Regions from separate parts of the Homo sapiens genome. Here region 1 is linked to region 2. Evidence: chromatin loops called from intact Hi-C (ENCODE). Cell type or tissue: endothelial cell of umbilical vein. All regions are shown on one strand. Links, peaks and the distances in the headings refer to the core of each region. The heading gives the core; the rest is flanking DNA. Region 1 overlaps PPHLN1 (periphilin 1). Region 2 has its middle 120 kb from the start of PPHLN1.

Region 1 (2,500 bases), core at 1-2,500, 50 kb before region 2:
TTATTAATATGTTCATCGGTGTTCAGTAAGAGGATAATAAAAGAGTTTGCATAATTTACCAAACTTTTGACTATGTAATTTTTTTCACAGCATGTATTTCAGGATTAGTGTTTTAAGGCACACTTAAAAAATACTGTACTAGTTTTCTTATAGTTTATTTAAATTCACTAAATATGCATTGTATATCCACTTGTGTCAGACATTGCTTTTGAGGTACCATCCTAGCCATCAAGAAGGTTGCAGTCAAGTTTTGTAGAGATATAATTTGCTGTCCTTAAACAAATAGCTGTGAGAGTTTTCTTTTGGTTGTCAGAATGAAAAGAAAATTGTTTGAAGGATATTAGAATGTCCTGGTAGATGAGACCTAGGCAGGAAGATTGTTTGAGGCCAGGAGTTGCAGACCAGCCTGGGCAATGTAGTAAGGTCTTGTCACTACAAAAAAAAAAAAAAAAAAAAAAAAAAAAAAAAAGCTGGGTGTGGTGGCCGCTTAGTCCCAGCTACTCAGGAGACTAAGGTGGGAGGATCACTTGAGCCCAGGAATTGAAGTTTGCAGTGAGCTGTGATCACACCATGGCCCTCCAGGCTGGGTGACAGAGCAAGACCCTGTCTCAGAAAAAAAAGAAATGGGGACAGCGGGGCAGGTATGCTGGCTTACACCTGCAAAAATAGTGGGACCCCATCTGTACAAAAAAAAAAAAAATCCACAAAAAATTAGCTGGGCATGGTGGCATGTGCCTGTAGTTCTAGCTGTTCAGGAGGCTGAGGTGAGAGGATCTTGCTTCTGGATGATTGAGGCTGCAGTGAGCTGTGACTGCATCACTGCACTCCAGCCTGGGTGGCAGAGCAAGACCTAGTCTCAAAAAAAAAAAAAAAAGTCTCAGTAGAACAGGTCACTTCCTGCTGTAGAGGAAAAATTTAAAATTTACGACTTATGTTGTTTTCACATATAGGGTGTTATTTTTGGCTTCAATGTCTGTGCTTATTCTGTCCCTAGTCTAGAATGACCATCTTCCATGGCTCTCTTTCAAATTTATACTCATTCAGTGGAATCACTAGTGTTGGAGATAATACAACTCAAGATCTTGATTCCACTTTTCTACCTACTATAACATTTTATGCCACTTTATATTTCATTGATGACCTTAATTTTTTTGCCTAGTGATATATGTTGAATGTATCTCAAACACTTGCTTTGTTTTCTGTACAGTACCTCGGACATATATATCTAATTGAAATACATTTAATTACTAATGAGCTCTTTTAAATTAACTGTCAGTTTTTTTTCCCCTTTTTCACTTGCTTTTTGTTTCTGAAAGCTCCTGTCTTCTCTGTTGTACTTTCTTTGCTCACCAGTTTACACATTGTGTATAGGCCTATGTCTTAGTTTTACATATTGTGTATAGGCCTATGTCTTAGTTTTGTGTTGCAGTAACAGAACACCAGTGACTGGGCAATTTACAAAGAATGTTGCTAGTGGAATTCTTTTCTTAAATGATTTTTATGCTTTTGGTATAAGTCCCTTAACATATGTAACTCAAACTTCTTTAAAAAAAAAACTAGGTTTGTTTGTTTTTTGAGACAGTGTCTGGCTCTGTCGCCAGGCTGGAGTGCAGTGGCGCTGGTGTGATTTTGGCTCACTGCAACCTCTGCCTCCCGGGTTCAAGTGATTCTCTTGCTGGGATTACAGGCACCTGCCACCACACCCAGCTAATTTTTGTATTTTTGGTAGAGACGGGTTTTCACCATGTTGGCCAGTATGGTCTTGATCTCTTGACCTCGTGATCCGCCTGCCTCGGGTTTTTTTTTTTTTGGTAGATCATACATGTATGTGTCAGAAATTCAAATGACACCAAAGTATTTACAATGTGGCTCTTCTTTGCTACTTCTTCTAAGTTGTTACTATTGAGACAACTCCTTTGATAATTTTTTCTGTAGTGTCCTTCCAGAGACAGTCTATGCATATATGTATTCCAATACTTAATCTCCCACCTGACCGTTTTAGACATAATTCACAGTATATTTATTCATTTTTAATTATTGGTCTAAAACTGAAGTGATCATTATTGATTTGTGGGGTTTTCTTTTTAATGATTTCAGTGAATTATTAGGCTACAGGAGCAAGGTGATTTAACTTCTAAAAATACAGCCTTTTCTCATATTCCCTTTAAATATATTTCTTTATTTGTGTACAACACCTCTCACTTCCATTTGGACTTTTTCTCCTCAGTATTTCGTAAACTGATCACTTAAGGAATAGTCAAGGGACAATAATTTTTTATCTGTATCTTAATATAATGTGAAATAATATTTTGGAATCGAATAGGCCTAGAGGCTTTGTCTTACCTAAAATTTAAAAAGTAACAGCCTCACTTGCTTCGGCAGCACATGCACTAAAAATTGGAATGAAACAGAAGATTAGCGTGGCCCCTGCACAAGGATGGCACGCAAATTCATGAAGTGTTCCATATTAAAAAAAAAAAAGTAGCAGTCATTTCTTCTT
Region 2 (6,626 bases), core at 1-2,500:
GTAACAGCCATATGGAAGGATATGCAAAAAAAAATCTCTCCTAGAAAGACCCCCACTCCTGGGGGTCGCTTCTTAGTTAGAAAAGAATATTACTAATTATACTCATGTTTGTCTCTTGTTGTTTACTAATTCTAGGATGTAAAGCCAGAAAACAAGCAGTAACTGCTATGCCTGACAAAACTGTTGCTGCACACATCTGTACTCGTCAATCAACAAAACCTGATGCAAAAAACAGAAAAGGGGTGATGTAGGAGATGGTCAGGTTGGTAGGAGAAGCTATAAGGAAAGACGCAATTGGAAGGTCGGGAGGTTTTCCAAAGCTTCAGGAGAGAATAAAGCTGAAGGCAGCTTTATTAATTAATTCTCTTACCCTGAGGCTGAGGGCGAACAGTAGGTAGCAAGGGAGTGTAAAGGAATTTATCTAGATAAGTTTGTTTACTTATGCCCTCCGGAAATCATGCAAGACTGCTCCCTGCAAAGGGGGGCGACAATGTTCATTACTCACAAATTGTGTTGGCTTCAGGCCTTTGGTATTCTGTCTCTACTGAATAAATACAAATGGTTCCAGCCTATCAGGACTGCACTCTCTTCTCGGCTGCACTAAAGCTGGCACTCCCCCAGCCGTTCTCATGCAAAATACCTGTGTCAGAATACTCCTTTCATCCATCACTCAGCCAGAGTCTTCAGGACAGACTCCGCATGGGACTTGTCCAAAAAAACTCTAATCAAAAGAGGAAAATTTTGGAATATGCCAGGAATAGTGGAATTTTATTTTTTAAATTTTTTTATAGGCCCATATGCTCTATCTCAAGAAACAAGATGATTGTAACATGTCCATGATTAAACTATTGGCAGATTATTGCTGTGTTAATCTCTGTAGTCTAATGAGTTCTTTGTTCTGTTCTGCTGCCTTTTACGTTTTCTTGTCCTTTCAAAAGTGTTCTTGAAAGAAACAAAGCGAATAGGCAGTTAGCACAGCACAGCTACCCCTTACCAAGCAGTCTATGGAAACAACCCCTCATCCAAATCATGGGTTAGTTAAGAATCTAACTGGGGCAATTAAGATGAATTCCACTCACTTCCTGGTCACTTCAGCAGCCCAGCGGCATTGAGCCAAAATATACAATTCTGTGTTATTAGTGAGGAAACTTTAAAACTCATGTTTGTTATTACTTACTACCCAATTTCATTATCCTCCCTTCCTCTTTCCATTTCTATTCTCTCTCACTTGAATTCTGGCATTATTTTTAGTGGCCTCTACTGATAATACCTACCCTAGAGTACATAAAAATTATATTAAAAGAGGAAGTAGCAGTATGCATAATTTTAACAGATTCTATAATGGGTGCCTCAAAATATGTATTGTGCCATTCCGCAAATTTAAAAGCTAATTGAGGACAATTTTTTTTTAATTTCCTAAATGAGACCACCTTGGATTTTTATTTTTGCCATTTAGATGTTTATACTTATTTAGCTTTTATAAAACATAAGCCAAGCTAAATCCCACATAACAACTCTGGTATTCTTCCCTCATATGAGCAGTGATTTTATTTGTTACCCACCTTAGATAGACTAAGAAAGTTCTAGTCTTGTTTCTCCTTCTCCCCGCTTCCCTGGGGTTTTTCCTTACCATAAGTATTCTGGTCCGAGGGTTCAGTTCCTTTAGTCAAGATGTCACAAGTTTAAAAACAAAACTTGAGAAACTACCAAAGGCTCAGGAGTTGTCCACTTTGTTGAAATCCATTAAATTAGAGAAGTCTCACTAACAGATGTATTTAAATATAGGTACAACAAATAATTTCTTTTTCTCCCCTTCCCCAAATTACAGTCAGCATTTAAAGCTGTTTATGGCTTGCCATCAGCATTATTCTGGTAGGCTTGTTAGTGTTAAAATCTATTTGATTTTTTTTTTTTTTTTTTGCCTCTTAAAGTCTAATTTTAGGATGGATGAATTCAGATGTTTACCAGAGTGTGTATTTTACATAATGTTCTTGATTAAAAAGACTTGTTTGTAAATTATCCGTTGTTTTTGCATATGCCCAGTTGATGTGATAAAATTTTCATTGTCTTGCCATATAAAGCCTTGGTTATCAACAGGTGGAATGTAGATATTGTAAAGCTTTTTGTGAATTAAAAGTGCAAAATAAAGCAACCACATTTAAGTAGATTGTCTTTTCTCTTATTTTAACAGGGTTAACGTATTTTGCTAAAATGTGAGCTTTATTACTCTGTACTGCAAGATTACTTCTTAGTCTTCAGTTCACCTACTCAGCAGCAGGATAGAGGAAGTGTGAGAATTGAAAAACTACAGCAGTGCCCCCTCATCTGTGGTTTTGCTTCCCATGTATAAGTAAACCATGGCTACCATTGTCCAAAAATATTAGATGGAAAATTTCAGAACAACTCGTAAGTTTTCAACTGTGTGCCGTTCTGAATGAAATCTTGCAGCACCGTGCTTTGTCCCACGTGAATCATCCATTTCTCTAGTGTATCCACACTGTATACACTACCCACCTGTTAGTCATCTGTACCATTTACTCCTGACATCCAGCCATTGACTATGTCATGGTTCCATGATCCAGGATCACCCAAAGCAGATGATCCTCCTTCTGATGTATCGTCAGAAGGTCATAGTAGTGCTCATGCCTGTAATCCCAGCACTTTGGGAGGCCAAGGTGGGTGAATCACTTGAGGTCAGGAGTTTAAGACCAGCTTGGCCAACATAGCGAAAACCCCGTCTCTGCTAAAAATACAAAAATTAGCCAGGCGTGGTGGTGGGCGCCTGTAATCCCAGCTACTCAGGAGGCTGAGCCATGAGAATTGCTTCAACCCGGGAGGCTGAGGCTGCAGTAAGCCAAGATCACTCCAGCCTGGGTGACAGAGCCAGACCCTGTCTTAAAAAAAGGAAATCAATAGTAGCCTCACGCTGTGTCACAATGCCTGCATCATCCACCTCACTTCATCTCACCATGCAGGCATTTTACCATCTCACATCCCATCATCAGAGGAAGAGTTGATTACAGTATATTGTTAAAATTGTTCTCTTTTATTGTTGTTAATCTCTTACTGTGCCTAATTTATAAATTAACCTTTACCATAAGTGTATATGCATAGGAAAAACCTGGTATATATAGGGTTTGGTATTATCCATGGTTTAAGGCATCCACTGGGGCTTTCGAGCATACCCTCCACACATAGGGGGTGCTACTGTATTCACTCTGGGGACTTAGGGAGTCTTCTGAGAAGTAGTTAAGAAAGGTGGCGCCTGATACAGTAGTACTCAATTGTTGTGTAATTATGAATCTGAATTTCAAAGAATTGTAGGATCAAGGTCCTCTATCTTTGTAATAACTCCTGGAGGGCAGGAAACTTGTCTTTGGGACTCCAGTTCTTAGCATAGTTTAAAACGTAGTAGATACTCATATTTGTTAACTTAAAGGGGGCTTCACAAAGGAAATTATATTTGACCCCTGGGTCTTGGAGGAATATGACTTATTCAGGCAGAGAGGGGAAGCATTTATTAGAAATCCAGGAGGAGGAAAAGGTGTCCTGTGTCCTGAAGCTGTGTGCTGAAGATGACAGGGGACGAAGGTGGGAAAAGGTAAGTTGAGAGCAGAATGGGAAGGATGTTGAATGTTTATAGCTTATTTACCCTTTCTCTCCTACTTAATGAAATTTGGAAACGTTATCTATGTAGTATTCTTGCAAGAGATGTGGATTTCTCATAGCCCTCAGCAACTTCACAGATCTAGAACCTCTTGAAGGAAGGGGAAGCCAGATCTCCTTAAGGAAAGACTCCGCTGTACTGCCAAAATATATTTTGGTTTCAGCTTCACTTCCAGACTTTCCTGTAATGGATCCTGAGTTCCAGGGAAGTCTCTGACAGTTCTTTGGCAACAGTTTTGGAGATGATGATCTGATCATCTCTGAAGTATTCATTCTAGACAAGATTCAGTGCTGCCAGCAGCCAGCCACCCAGGTTGCTTTATAGCTGTAACCCTGCTCAGGCTGGCTCGTGGAGTTCCTGAGAGTAATGGCCACTCTCTGCTTGCCAGGTCAAGGCTTGTGGGTTATGCATGATGTATTTGTCACCTTCTTCCTGCCTGTTCTCTTGAGAGCACTGATGTATCAGTTACCCAATTCAGTGGAAAAAAAAAAAAGGGTAGGGGTGGACCAGTAACTGAGGTAGTTAACACAATCTGTTCTCCCATTTTTTTCCATGGTAATAGGGGTTGACATTGAATAACATGCCTGCCTAACTGGGACTGTATTTGCTGTTTTCCTTGTAGTTTTAGGTGTGATGAAGCAACTAAGTTTTATGGAATTTGAGTGGAAATGCTGCTAATTCCAGGTTGGGAACCTGACAACAGTGACTGTGCCTCCTCCATGTTCTTTTATCCCCTCCCAAAAGTAGCAATAGCAATGCAGCCTTGATTTTTTTTTTTTTTTGCAGAGCCACAAGATGGAAGGAACCTGCATAACCACATGGAATAGTGAACTGTTATGTGAGAGCAGAATAAATGCCTTTATTCTTTAAGCCACAGTTTTGTTTGGTTTCTTGTTATAGCAGCTTACTTTTTGCTCAAACTTATTGATTATTTTTGTCAAATAACATCTAAGCATTCACTTCACCAGTGTAGGCCCTGAGCAGGCCGCACCACTCCTGCTTTTCCATTGTAATGGAAATCTTGGGGTAAGGGACTGATTCTAAAAAAGGCTTTGAATTAAGAATTTTAAGCCGTCTTTTAAATCTTGGTAAGTATTGTTACAGCCTTGTGAACATTTGTATAGCAGCAGACACAGCCTCATTATATAGCATGTTTTTTTTTCAGCTCTGTTCCCACAGATTGATGGTTTTGTGTGTGTGTGTGTGTGTGTGTGTGTGTGTGTGTGTGTTTGTGTGTGAATTTTTTTGAGGCAGGGTCTCACTCTGTTGTCCAGGCTGGAATGCACTGGCGCGATCTTGGCTCACTGGAACCTCCCCCAGGCTCAAGCAGTCCTCCCACCTCAGCCTTCCGTGTAGTCTCAACTTCTCTTTTTAGAAAAGAAATTTCACATCTCTATTGCTATATGCAGAAGGTGCTGTTATGCCAGCTTTCAAAACAACTTGCAACCTACTGTCAAATCATTAGATTCCAGACAATGGTAATAGTACCATTAGGAATACGAACCTTAAGACAGGCATGGTTGCTCATGCCTGTAATCCCAGCACTTTGAGAGGCTGAGGCGAGTGGATGTCTTAAGGCCAGGAGTTTGAGGCTGCAGTGAGCTATGATCACACCACTACACTGCAGCCTGGATGACAGAGACCCCCATCTCTTAAAAAAACAAGTATGAATCTTTTTTTTTTTTGGAGACAGAATTTCACTCTTGTTGCCCAGGCTGCAGTGCAATGGCGCGGTCTCAGTTCACTGCAACCTCTGCCTCCTAGGTTCAAGTGATTCTCCTGCCTCAGCCTCCCAAATAGCTGAGATTACAGGCACTCGCCACCACACCTGTCTAATTTTTGCATTTTTAGTAGAGATGGGGTTTCACCATGTTGGCCAGGCTGGTCTCAAACATCCTGACCTCAAGTGATCCACCCGCCTCATCCTCCCAAAGTGCTGGGATTACAGGCATGAGCCACCGTGCCCGGCCGAAAGTATGAATCTTAAATGTTAATAATTGTTTTAGCACTTTTCAATAATGGAACCAAGCAATTGCCATCAGGAAAGCCAATTCCTAGTCTGATAGAAATCCACCACAAAGCTGATCTTGCAGAGTGGCTAGTGTGAAGCACACTGGACTCCAGGATTCAGATGTGGGTTAGGAGACCCTCCTCTCTCATTAGCTCATGCAGGTTAAGTGCTCTATCTCCACTCTGTAAAATGAGAGTGCCAGACCAGCTCAAAGGCTTCCTTCCAGCCTCAGTGTTCTGTGGTGACTGGACTGAATTTATTAGGTTAGCAGGAGCCTTCCTACTCAGCATAAAGTGTGGTTTCTCTTTTCCCTTTCACTTACCAACATATTTGCCTGGCAAGGATTCCTGAAAGGATGGAACCCTACCCCCACCCCCAAAGACCATGGATTATGGGAGTTGGGAACTTTAAAGAGAGCCTTTTAAAAATATATATTAATGTTTGGGACTTGGGGTGGGCAAGAGGTTAAACTAAATAAAGAAAAAGCAGCAGGCCGGGCACAGTGGCTCACGCCCGTAATTCCAGCACTTTGGGAGGCCAAGGTGGGTGGATCACTTGAGGTCAGGAGTTTGAGACCAGCCTGGCCAACATGGTTAAACCCCATTTCTACCAAAAATACAAAAATTAGCCAGGCGTGGTGACACATGCATGTAGTCCCAGCTGATCAGAAGGCTGAGGCAAGGGAACCGCTTGAACCCGGTGGGCAGAGGTTGCAGTCAGCCAGGATCACACCACTGCACTCCAGCCTGGGTGACAGAACAAGACTGTGTCTCGAAAGAAAAAAAAAAAAAAGAAGGAAAAAAGAAGCTTGAGGATGGTTATTTCCCTATCAGTGCATATGCTTCAGGTTTGAAGTTGGCTTTATCGCCATTAAGTAGACAGTTTGGAGACAATTACAGAGTATGTGGAGGGCAAGATATTTTACTCCACGTTATTTCTCCCCGGTTA

What was found. A loop is a pair of places that touch in the nucleus more often than their neighbours do. Peaks named below come from ENCODE experiments on the same cell type or tissue, not always from the same donor. Only the 100,000 strongest peaks of a DNase experiment are listed, where the experiment ranks them.
Region 1: a loop joins it to region 2, with 2.8 times the contacts of the local background. A loop is called at or near these places in 1 of 110 quality-filtered maps.

What each region holds. Positions count from the first base shown.
Region 1 is chr12:42,396,180-42,398,679 of GRCh38, forward strand. The region is part of intron 8 of PPHLN1 (periphilin 1); the gene reads left to right. It also overlaps the pseudogene RNU6-249P. Among named protein-coding and RNA genes, the nearest start is that of PPHLN1, 71 kb to the left of the region's middle. In endothelial cell of umbilical vein, for the core only: no CTCF peak of the experiment used is centred there; a DNase peak (open chromatin) is centred at 952.
Region 2 is chr12:42,446,457-42,453,082 of GRCh38, forward strand. It overlaps a transcript of PPHLN1 not described here. Among named protein-coding and RNA genes, the nearest start is that of PPHLN1, 120 kb to the left of the region's middle. In endothelial cell of umbilical vein, for the core only: no CTCF peak of the experiment used is centred there; DNase peaks (open chromatin) are centred at 455 and 1,095; H3K27ac peaks cover 889 bases.